Regions from separate parts of the Homo sapiens genome. Here region 2 is linked to region 1. Evidence: chromatin loops called from intact Hi-C (ENCODE). Cell type or tissue: endothelial cell of umbilical vein. All regions are shown on one strand.

Region 1 (2,500 bases):
CTGTGATTGGCGCCAGCACTTGCAGTCCCTGAGGGGGATTGTGAAATCCGGCCTCCGCAACTGTGATTCAAGTCTGGGATGAAAGAAAACTCCATGATCGCTGAAGAGCTCTCCAAGTTGTTTTCTTCTTAACAGCGTGGTGGTGGTGGTGGTGGTTTGAGTGTCATAACAGAGAAAAGACAAATACATGTTCCTGAGTTCATTTTACTAGTACTGGATTAATAGTATGGTAACAAATCATTATTTTGCAAGCAAAAACAACCATGTTTTGCAATTCTTTATGTGCAAGTTGTAAGAAAATGCCTGTCAATAGAAAGGAATCTAGAGACCCAAGAGGCTCAAGACCTCTTCATGGCAAGTTAAGAAGAATGGCTACTTATGCAAAATATAAAAACCTTGGGTATTTGAAAGTTCAAACTGGCACAGTTTTTTCTCTTTTAAATCTTATTATTCTGTTGTTTTTCAAGATAGGGCTGGTGGCATCTAATGGCAAGTAGAGGCAAAATACTGGAATGCAGCAGTTGTGCGTTTTTCAAAGCTATGCACTGCATGACATCCCTGTGTGTGCATTTAAGTGTGTATGCAAGAGGCATTATTAGAACTGCCTATATGTTTCATGCTGGGTCTATTTCATTGGTGCAGTAGAACTTGGAAAATGCAGTTTCATGCTTTGAATAATAGTGAACAACAGTAGAGGAGGCCTTAGTTTCCAAGACTGGTGGAGCAGAGGTATTCGGGGAACTTTCTGGGAATGAGACTTGGATAATTAAGTTGCTGTGCCCTGAGAGTTGCTCCTTGAAGTAGAGACGGATGTGCTGAATCCTCATCTGTACTTGCCAGAAGTGAAGCTGTCATCTAGCACAGTTGCTGCCTCTGTTTTTGAAAAGAGATATGACTAGTTGATTCCATCACTATCTGATGCAGAATTTTCAAAGATGAGTAGTGGATCAGAGAAACGAAACAAAACAAAGCCAACTGAACTAAACTGTGTTGCTAGCTGAAAGGGTCTGATAGTGAGCAAAGGGCCAGATGTTTGGAGTTGCTTTCTTCAATTTTATTTCACTGCTTTTATCCATTAAATTGGTCAACAGCAGCACTCACTGGTAAAAATAGGAACAACAGATTCAAGTTTTCCTATGTGCTGTTACAGTGATGCCCTTTTTTTCTTTCCTCTCTCATCTCCTTGCTTTTTCCTTCCCTCCCTTCTTAAGCTCAAGCTTTCATTATATGATTTTTTTTTTAAATTCCAAAAGAATAACGATAGTGTATAGATAAAATGTGGTTAATTTCCCTACTCACCATCCCTAATCCTACTCTTCTAAAGAAATCAATATTAAGAGTTTGGTTTATATCAACAATCCTTCCCCAACCCATGCAAATAAGATATGTATCTAGAGAAATTTGTTTTTCTAATTTTTACAAAAGTGGACTCGTTCTGGGTACAGAATCTTGTAACTTGACTTCCCTGGCATTATTTTATTGGCATCTCTCCAAATCAGTACATTTAGCTCAAAATCGCTACTTTTAATGGCTAATTTTTTTAATAGTATAGTTTTATCACAATTTATTCATAAAATTCCTTATTGATTGATTCCTCTGCCCCACTAAAAATTTCCTCTCCTCCACTAAAAAGATAGCATTGCATATTTTAATTACACATACATATTTTTAAAGCTTTACCCTGTATAATATTTGAAGAGGAAAATTAAAGGGTTTCTAAATGTTTCATTTGCTTTATTACTTTAAATTTTTTCTTGTTTTATGGGCTAAAGTCTTTAGCTTTTTTTTTTTTTTTTTTTTTTTTTTTTTTTTTAAACAGGGTCTCCCTCTGCCACCCATGCTGAAGTACAGTGGTGCAATCACCGTTCCTGGGCAACCTCGATTTCCTGGGCCGAAGTGATCTTCCCACTTCAGCCTCCTGAGTAGCTGGAACTATAGGCGCTTGCCACCACACCTGGCTAATTTTTTTGTATTTTTTGTAGAGATGGGGTTTCGCCATGTTGCCCAGGCTGGTCTTGAACTACTAGGCTCAAGCAGTCTGCCTGCTTCGGCCTCCCAAAGTGTTGGGATTACAGGCGTAAGCCACTGCACCCAGCCAGATTTTCTAATTTGCTGATTTACCTCTTTGAATTTTTGCATTATAGCTATCTATGCTGTATAGTGAAGGATTTCTCAAGCTCGGCATTTTAGTCATTTTAGGTCATATAGCTCTTTGGTGTGAGTAGCTGTGCTGTGTGTTGTGGAACACGTAGCGTCCCTGGCTTCTACCCATTAGATGCTCATAGCATGCACCCTCTCCCAATGCTCATAGCATGCACCCTCTCCCAATGCTCAAGTTATGATGACCAAAAATGTCTCTAGTCACTGCCAGATGTTCCTTGGGTGGAAAAATTGCTCCTGTTGAGAACCACTCCTATAATGTATATAAGGTATATATTTAAAAACCCAGTTATGTGGAAGAACACTACTTTTCTTTATGTATTCACCAACACTTGGCAAC
Region 2 (2,500 bases), 340 kb before region 1:
TTATTTATGTTCACGTTTTTATGCTTTAAAAAAGTAAACCACTTCAGGCCAAATGTCGTGGCTCTTGCCTGTAATCCCAGCACTTTGGGAGGCCCAGGCAGGAGGATCACTTGAACCCAGGAATTATAGATCAGCCTGAAAAGAATTAGCCAGGCATCATGGCATGGGCCTGTAGTTTCAGCTACTTGGGAGACTGAGGTGGGAGGATCGCTTGAGCTCAGGTTCATTCCAGCCTGGGTGACAGAGTGAGACGCTGTCTCAAAAAAAAACAAAATAGGCTGGGGGTGGTGGCTCACACCACTAATCCCAGCACTTTGGGCGGCCAAGGCAGGCAGATCACCTGAGGTCAGGAGTTCAAGACGAGCCTGTCCAACATGGGGAAACCCCGTCTCTACTGAAAATACAAAAAATTAGCTGGGCATGGTTGTACGTGCCTATAATCCCAGTTACTCGGGAGGCTGAGGCAGGAGAATCGCTTGAACCCAGGAGGCGGAAGTTGCAGTGAGCCAAGATTGTGCCATTGCACTCCAGCTTGGGCGACAAGAGTGAAACTCCACCTCCAAAACAACAACAACAACAACAAAACCCCAACAACAAAACAACAACAACAAAAAATGTAAGCCAGTTCTGTGGCCTTTTTCCATCTGATGGTACATTTGCCATGAAAAGTCATTTTCTGATGGCCTTCCCACTAAACTAAACTTTCCCAGAAAAGTCCAAATTTAAACAGTTATCTGAAGAGCCACACACTGGGGCTCTGACTAATAAGAAGAAATTCCCACAACCCAGCTAATATCTCGAGTTTTAGATTATGTACAAGGCTGCGGCCATATCCTAATGATGACTTCTAGCAGAGCTTCAGAAAGAATGTGGCTCCCTCCTTCCACTCCGAGCCTCTGCTTCTCAGTGCTTCCAGGAACCAGCAGGGCCCCAGGGACCTTTCCACATCAGGGTAATATCAGAGGATGATGTGTGATTTTATCATAGCCAGGGTGGTGATTTCCAAGTAAAGTAGGGATGGTTTTTGAGAATAAAAACTGTCCTGCTGCGATCTCTTTTCTTCCTATCCTGCACCAAAACAAACAAACAAACAATAAACCACTACCTACATTTGTGAGACTCCAGAAAGAACTGTTGGCCTGGCAATGATCAGTGACTGATGGATGATAGCTGTAGGAAGTGCTGTGATAAGGTTTATGAAGCTGTAGCCTGGATCAGTGGAAGAATATATTGTGATTGATCAGCAATGTCTGCAGTGGAAGGTGGAAACAGCACGGTGGTACACAGGCCATGGTGCTGTCCTCCCTGGTCTATTTTAATGTCTTCTCTTTATAGGTATGAAAAATAAGGTTTACAGCAATGAGGTATCATGGCTTATCCACCCACAAGTGCAGAGACAGAACATGGCAAAGCTGAGACTAGCAACCATTCCTTATGGTTTGTAGCTCAGCAATCCTCTCATGCCAAGATGCCTTTCTTCTCTGGTGGGTAAGATGGTTTACTTCTTATAACCACTAGGTGGTCCTGGCATGTTACAACCTATTCAGATCACTTCCATAATGAAAAAATTATGCCAAGATAATTTAAAAAAACACCAGTCCCAGCTCTGTACTAAGGCCCTGGCAACAGCCAGCACACAGCTGTTATGAGGATGCATATTCTCTTTTGACAAAAGACAGGTGGCTGGTGGTGTCATGTTGGTCTGAGATAACATACTGTGCAGAAAGAGAGACAAGCAGGGAAGGAGAGATTTCTTTCCCAGACTCTCACATAAATGGATTTCTTCTTTGCATAATGGAGCTCTAAATAAATAAAATACAAAACAAATGTTTACAATATTGTTGAGACACTGAGTTGTTCCTCTCCAGGAAAATGGAATTCAACACGAACTTTATAATGGTAGGAGGAAGAAGCATCATCATTTATTCCTTCATATGTTCACCAGATTATTTACTAAGTGCCAGCCATGTGCAAAGCACTAGGGATGCAACAGTGATCGGAAGAGAAATAGTTTATGTCCTCACATGAAGTCTACTGGGAAAGCTGGACTATTAACAAGCATTGTAATAAGTGTGTATATACAAAGAAGAAGACAGTATTGAGGAAGCAACTGGGCAGAGGTGAAGGATCAACAGGATTGGCATGCTTAAGTAGAAAGGGCATGTGATTTGGAGCTGGTCAAAAGCGAAATCTTTTCTTGCCACTTACCGAGTGGGTGACCTTGAGCAAGTCATTTAGACTTTCTACCCCAATTTCCTTATCTGTGAAACAAAGCTAATAATTTCTACCCTGTCAGGATTATGCTAGGTATTGAGTTAAAGTTTATTAAGTTCCCAGGGAAGCCTGGCACAGAGTATGAGTTCAACACATATTTGTCAAGTGAATGAAAGAATCATTATCAAATACACATTGGATCTCTAATAGAAAAAGTGACACTTGGGCAGAGACTGATGAAACAGAGAGAAACTAGACATTAGTCTTGTCTTATACCTATTTAGAG

What was found. Peaks named below come from ENCODE experiments on the same cell type or tissue, not always from the same donor. Only the 100,000 strongest peaks of a DNase experiment are listed, where the experiment ranks them.
Region 2: it touches region 1 in a loop (2.9-fold over the local background); 2 of 110 quality-filtered maps call a loop at or near these places.

The regions. Positions count from the first base shown.
Region 1 is chr3:69,791,219-69,793,718 of GRCh38, forward strand. The region is part of intron 1 of MITF (melanocyte inducing transcription factor); the gene reads left to right. Among named protein-coding and RNA genes, the nearest start is that of MITF, 53 kb to the left of the region's middle. In endothelial cell of umbilical vein, a CTCF peak has its summit at 1,081; a DNase peak (open chromatin) is centred at 1,003; H3K27ac peaks cover 227 bases.
Region 2 is chr3:69,450,195-69,452,694 of GRCh38, forward strand. It overlaps a transcript of FRMD4B not described here. Among named protein-coding and RNA genes, the nearest start is that of FRMD4B, 65 kb to the left of the region's middle. In endothelial cell of umbilical vein, a CTCF peak has its summit at 1,498 (motif pointing right); no DNase peak of the experiment used is centred here.